Regions from separate parts of the Homo sapiens genome. Here region 2 is linked to region 1. Evidence: chromatin contacts called from ENCODE Hi-C data. All regions are on one chromosome and are shown on one strand. Each heading gives the region's core, a stretch centred on a gene start or an enhancer-like site at or near the end of the contact. The rest is flanking DNA. Distances are from core to core; before and after follow the strand shown.

Region 1 (3,194 bases), core at 610-3,109:
GCAGCCAGGACGCACAAGTCCAACCCACGCACACACGGCGACTCCACGCTGCACTGACCGAAGGGGGCATTGCCTGTAATCTGCACACGCCTATCTCCTTTTGGGTCGAGAGAAAAAAAAAAGATATCATATTTCTTAAAGTGAAAGAAAAATGGCTTTTTAAAAAAAGGGCATTTTCCAGGGTCCCACTGCTCACTCCGGGCGCGCAGGACCCAGCTCCCGGAGCTGTAAACTTTCGGTGCAGATTTGCTTGCAGTCAAAGTAGCATCTTTGAAATAAAAGGGGGCTTTTTTGTTTTTATTTTTTAAGTGATTTCTGCCGATCCGATCCCTGGCCTCCTTCTTCAAAGCTGGACTCCCTACCTCCGCCCCTCTTCTCTTTCCCAGTCCCCCCTCCCCTTTGAAAGTGCTTTGAAACCCCCATTAAGAACAGTGTGTGATCAGACTGAGGATTAGGGGAAAAGAACTTCAGCTCTAGGGTGGGGCAAACGGACACAGAAACTGCTTTGTAAAAAACACACAAGAATCCAAATTAAAACACAGCAACAACAACAACAAAAGGAAATAAAAAATTGCCTATTTTGCCACCTACTTTCAGGTAATGGAAAATGATCGCGACCGCTTGATGACTTTCTTCCTGCGCTGGGTCAGCCCGAGCTTCCAAAAATAAAATAAGTGTGACCCAGGCTGACCACGAAGAACGGAAGAGAGAGAGCTGCACTTCCGAACCGCAGAGACCCGGCGCCAGGCAGGGCGACGCTCCCACCCGCTCCGGGCTAGACTGTCCACACGGAGCAGAGGCGGGCACTCCCTCCACCCGGCACCCTGCCTTTTTCTCACCCTGGAAGTCTCCTGCCCCCGAGGCGGGCAACCTGTGTCCCCCAGCCCCACCAGCGCCCCGCCTAGGGACAGCCTCTCCCTGGACTTTGCCTTCCACCAAGAGGAAGAACAGGTTAGAAATGCGGGCGCCTGCAAAGGCAACCTGGAAAATACAAAGTGTTTTTCTCTCCCTCTCCCGCTCTCAGCGCCGAATTCGCGGCCAGTGCACGGCTGGGAGCAGACTTCAGGCTAGCTGTCCTCCGTCCCAACCCCCTAGAGCGCGGGCGCGCGGGGTCGCCTGTCGGGGACACTGCACGGGGTGCATACAGAAGTCCCCGCAGAGGCAGGCCGAGCCCAAGCCCCGGGCGAGGCAGGTCCGCGGGGAGCGCCCCGGATCCTCGCGAAGACCCTGCGGGATTTGAGAAAGGGAGGCTCGGGGAGAGACGGACCCAACTCCTGGTCCGGCTGCACCTACTCCATGTTGCCCACAACGCGCCGGCCGCGGCGCCAGGAGGGGAAGAGCCAAACGTGCCTCACCGTGATCGCGGCTTTGCACCAACCCCTCTCCCTTGGATTCTCTTCTTTCTGCGATGTGCAAATAAATCCAGTCTCGATGCAAACTTTTTTCCTTTCTTTCCAACCTCTGCTTTAGACCAACTTCCGAGCAATCGGCGGGAGAAAAAAAGAGAATTCGGAGCCAGATTCCCCGCTGATGAACACTCCGGGGTTCGGAGCTGGAGACGACTCCCCTTCTACAAGCGCACGCGGAGTATTTCCTCTTTTTTCTCAATGAACAAGAGGCCGAAGCGCCAACGGCAAGTCCCTTTTCCTGGCAGATGAGCGAATGGGAAAAGAAAACGGCCTTACGGAGAACCTAAAGCCAGATCGCCAAGTGGTGCGGCCGGGGCCGCGTCGTAGCGGAGGCGGCGCGGGGGCGCGGGCCGGGCCGGGCCGGGCGGGCGCGGGGGCCTGGGCGCTGCGCGCTCCGCCGGCCCCTCTCCTCCGCTAGCGCTGCGGCGCGCAGCTCTCGGCGGTGCAGACTGGGCGTTGTGGAGGCGAGGCAGCGAGGCCGAGGCGGGGGCGGTGGGTGCGGAGGAGGAGGAAGAGGAGGAGGAGGAGGAGGAGGAGGGTCTGGGGCCCGCCCGGGGGGGGCTCGCCGTTGGCCTGCGCCCTCGCCTTTCCGGAGGAGGCAGGGAGCTCTGCGGCGGCCGCGGCAGCAGTAAATGGCGTCATGTGGATCCGAGGCGGAACAGAGCAGTTGTTGTCCCAGAGGATATATCGCATCCGGTCCCAGCTCATTGGCTCCGCGGGGCTACATTCACTCACACTCCAGCGCCCGCCAGCGCTCCGAGCCGCAGGAGGCATTCAAAAGGGCAACCGCGCCGCCCCGCGCGTCCCCAGGCCGGTCCTGCCGCCCGAGCGCCGTCACGCGGGGCGCCCGCGGGGCCGGGCTGGGCACTGCAGGGTCAGTTTATCTAGTTTCAAGGAAACACTGACCTTAAGGTTTGCCCAGAGGCAATGAGGACGAGCCAGAGGCTCGAGCTGACTTAGGGAACTTTCTCCTTGCCACCAGGAAAGGGGAATGAACATTTAAGACTAATCTGGGCCACGCAGTGTTAGCATGAAAAACAAGTTGCAGGTTTTAAGACTTTATCCAGAATCCATTTCAAGTCTACCTCTCCCCTTTTCTGTTCCCCTTTGCGGAGCGGGTGACGGGGGCTGGGGCGGGGGGAGAAGAAGGGGGAGGGGAAGGGGAGCGGGAAGTGAGGTGGGAGGGCTATTGGTTTATTCTTTGTCTACTGGATTAACCCGATTATACACCAGGCACCAGCACAAACCGCCTCCCCCACCTCCGAGCCTTGTACGGGAGGAACGGAATGCAGATTCGAGTTTCAAGTACCTTCTGCTCTTGCTGGGATTTGCTTTTGATTGTGTCGACTTGTAGTTTTTCCGTTTATTAGAATTTCATTTTTAAGGGGGGTTATCTATGAATGGAGGCTTTTTGAAGAGCTTCCTTACTATTTTGCTTCATGCAGTAGCTAAAGTCTACAGTCTAAGCCTTTTAACTTAATTCATTAATAGACAGGAACAAGATTACTCAGGGCGACAGCATGGGCTTCCGAAATGGGGGGGCGGGGGGGAGGGAAGGGTTGGCTCACTGCAGATTTCCTTCTTCCCTTAACTAAAAGTCATCCTTCATTTCCCACTTTTCTTGCCACCTAGAACATTTCTCAAGATTCTGTTGTCCATGTTGAAGGTGCACTATTCTTTCCCATTTACAAAAAAAAAATAAAGATAGAAAATGCATACATATGCACTGTCCTAGCTGCCGTTCATTTACTAAGAAATGTGCCTTCACGTGGGAGCACCAGTGGA
Region 2 (3,295 bases), core at 401-2,900, 960 kb before region 1:
ATACTGTGTTAAGGATACAGCTAATAAAGTTTTTTTTTTTTTTTTCTTTTCATTTCATTTTTTTAGAGACAAAGTCTTGCTGTTACCCAGGCTGGAGGGCGGTGGTGCAATCATGGTTCATTGAAACCTTGAACTCCTGCCAAGAGATCCTCCCACCGCTGCCTCCCCAGTAGCTAGGACTACAGGTGCACACAACTACACCTGGCTAATTTTTGTTTGGGTGTACAAATAGGGTCTTGCTCTGTTGACCAGGCTGGTTTCGAACTCCTGGCCTCAAGTGATCCTTCTTCCTCGGCCTCCCAAAGTGTTGGGATTTACAGGTGAGAGCAATAGTGCCCAGCTGGCATCTTTGTTTTTAAAAACAGTTCAGTTGGAGACTTCCAGCTTCATGCATACCCTTTAAAAGCATAGAAGTGACCATCTAAGAAGGTCATTCTCTTCCAACTATATCTGGGGTGGAGAGGGAAGTACACACACTAAAGTTACAGAAGCCAAATTAATACAGAAAATCAAATGTTATAATAAAATATCTTTAAAAACTAAATATTCTTAACAAGAAACAAATCACCTCTGGAAATAAAGGTTGTACTAATCCCCCAACACACCCATAGTGTGTTTTAGTTTTTCAGATTTTCAAAACAGTAATGAGACCGTAAAGAAAGCTATAATACTCCAATACAATATTTCAAAAAGTTTGTTTTGCACGAGTTTCTTGGAGACTTTAGAAATTCAGTAGAATATAACTCACGGAATTTAACCCAAGCTTCCATGTTCAGTAATCTTGAAAAGAAGCTGGAGGTGGTAGTGGGAATTAAAAATTAAATTTAAATATGTTAACTGAGTAACTTTAGAACACGGATATGCACCCACGTCTGTTCTTTCCAAATTTTCATTTTATATTCAGGAAAAATATCTAATTTGCATCAAAGTCATGATTTTATATTCTGTACTTAGAATTACTCTTTTAAAAATCCAAATTTCATTGCAGCAAGCATAATACATACATTGAAAATTTTAATTGTAGTTTATTACATGCTTCACTTAATTCAAACAAGAAAGCAAAAATAGATTACTTATATACAGTAATTAGTTACAGCAAAGACTACTCATTAAGAGTTATTATACACCCAGTTCATTCTACAAAATAAAATCAAAATATAAGCATATCTAAATATGATCCATCCTTGAGCATCACACAATCTATTAATACTTCTTCATCACTGCAAAATGTATCACAATACATGTAATTATAACACTGAAAACTATTGGCCAGTTCTTTTATTCCCCCACATCATTCCAAGAAATAGCATGATTCCATCTTACTTTTAGAACAGTGGTTCTCAAACTTTTTGGTATCAGGAGCCCTCTATGCTTTAAAAATAGGAACCACTCCAAACAGCTTTTTATTTAAAAGAGTTATATCAATATTTATCAAGAATTAAAATTGAGAAAAAATTTAGTTTAGTTTGATATAATAAATCCATTAAAACTAGCATAAAAACTCTCTATATTTGTTTGAGTAATCAGAAGAAGAATTTATGTGCAAACAAACAGGAAGCCCATATGTGGGGCTGGCTTTTTTTCTGAATCCAGGAGTTCAAATCATATCACCAGGACTCTCTATTCTGCATTTTTCACTTTCAGAAATGCTCTCTATGTGTGGCAAAAATGATGGCCCCCAAGCAGTTCCCAGCTTACATTATTCTAACAGCTAGTGAAACCAGAAAAAGGAGGCTACTCTTCTCTCCCCCAGCATCCGTACTGGCCTCTGAAAATGACTCATCTTCCCCATTTAGGTCATATCCCCACTGCAGGTCAGGGATAGGCAGAGCTCTATGATAAATAGCCTCACCTGAAATTAAATACCATATTTTTAAAATTAAAAAAAAAAACACAAAAACTATTTTTCCAAAATAAAATACAAATTTTCTGAGAAGAGTGACCAAGTTTTACACTTTTTGCAAATACCTTTGTTTGGCTTAATAGAAGACAGGCCGATTCTTACATCTGTTTTTACATTCAGTCTGTTATGACATGTTATACTGGTTGAAGTACATGAAGAAAACCTGACCTGACACAGATACATAGTTGGAAAAACAAGGACCTCATAGACACCATGAAAGGCTCTCAGGAAATTCCAGGAATCCTGATATCACACTTGAGAACCATAGCTTTAGAAGTTACATAACTTCTAAATTAAATAAAAAAAAAAAAAGAAGTGCCCATTAAGTGTCAAAGACCCAATAGTCAGATAACAAAACCAAAGTAAAAGTTTGTACTGTTCAGTGCAAACAGCAGCAGCCCAAATGACAAATTAAGCCCAGATAGTTGTGGTTATAATTATGGTTATACATCAAGCCACAGAACTCTCTCTTTAAAAAAAAAAAAAAAAAAAAGGTGTATCTGCAATATGGTAACCCATGACTAACCTTCATATTTAGGGTTTTTTTTTTTTTAATTCCTATTCATAGTTGAGGAAGAATTGAGTTATCTGAGAAAAGACTGGTTCTAGAGGCCACCCCCACTCCATTACTCACATTCTGTCTAGTTAACAACAGATCTCAGGTAACCCATCCCTCTGGTTACTAAAATGAGAGAGCAGAGGCTAGTGAACATTTTCTTTTAAAACCAAAAAGGCAAAATTATCCAAAAGAAATAGCACTAAAACTAGAAATACAAAAAACCTAGTTCTATCATCCTGTTGGATAAATTTGGCTGAGTCGATTAAGCCTTTAACCTTTTTCTCATATTTCTTTAAAAGGTCTGGCTAATGCTGTGTGGTTATATATGTTAGAGATTCACTTCTAAGTCTTTCTCTAACATTGCTACCAAAATTTTCTGATACGGTTACCACAGTCATGCCAAAATTTATCTTTAAAAATGAGAAATTATTATGGACACTTTTCCGGTCATGAATCTTAAGACTAAGCAAACTAAGCTTCAGTTTTTTCATCTAACAGCTGACTTGCCAAACTAGAAATAATTACAAATAAATATAATTACAAATAAGACACACTTTATTAACCTGCCAAGCACCCTAACAATCGTTAAGGGATTACTAAATAATGAACTATGATAAAAAAAAATGCCTATAATCACCCCTAAAAATATACTTTAGTTAAATTCTGGTTGCTATATTTTAAGTCCTATATTACCTTTCAAACCTACTTTGTCCCAAGCCAAATTGTTAGCCTTTCCATGAAGCAGTCTGGTATTGAAGAAAAGCACTGAACTGTACTCCAAAAAACAATTTTCAGATTTCCAGTCTGGTGTTATTTCTGCTTTATTCACTAGT

Evidence for each region. A loop is a pair of places that touch in the nucleus more often than their neighbours do. Pooled maps may share reads with other maps.
Region 2: a loop to region 1 is called in a map with no recorded cell type, with 5 times the contacts of the local background. The contact joins the enhancer-like site here to the promoter of SPRY2 in region 1. A Hi-C loop is called at or near these places in 2 of 37 single-sample maps with no recorded cell type and 1 of 50 pooled maps.

What each region holds. Positions count from the first base shown.
Region 1 is chr13:80,339,267-80,342,460 of GRCh38, forward strand. It overlaps SPRY2 (sprouty RTK signaling antagonist 2), which reads right to left and starts at 1,860. Exons shown (of 2, transcript NM_005842.4): 1 at 1,356-1,860. RefSeq lists silencers at 1,808-1,997, 2,228-2,277.
Region 2 is chr13:79,384,216-79,387,510 of GRCh38, forward strand. All of the region lies in intron 1 of RBM26 (RNA binding motif protein 26), which reads right to left. Among named protein-coding and RNA genes, the nearest start is that of RBM26, 20 kb to the right of the region's middle. Within about 2 kb of position 1,651, at least 4 of the 41 ENCODE cell types and tissues checked have a DNase peak (open chromatin) inside an H3K27ac peak, as active enhancers do.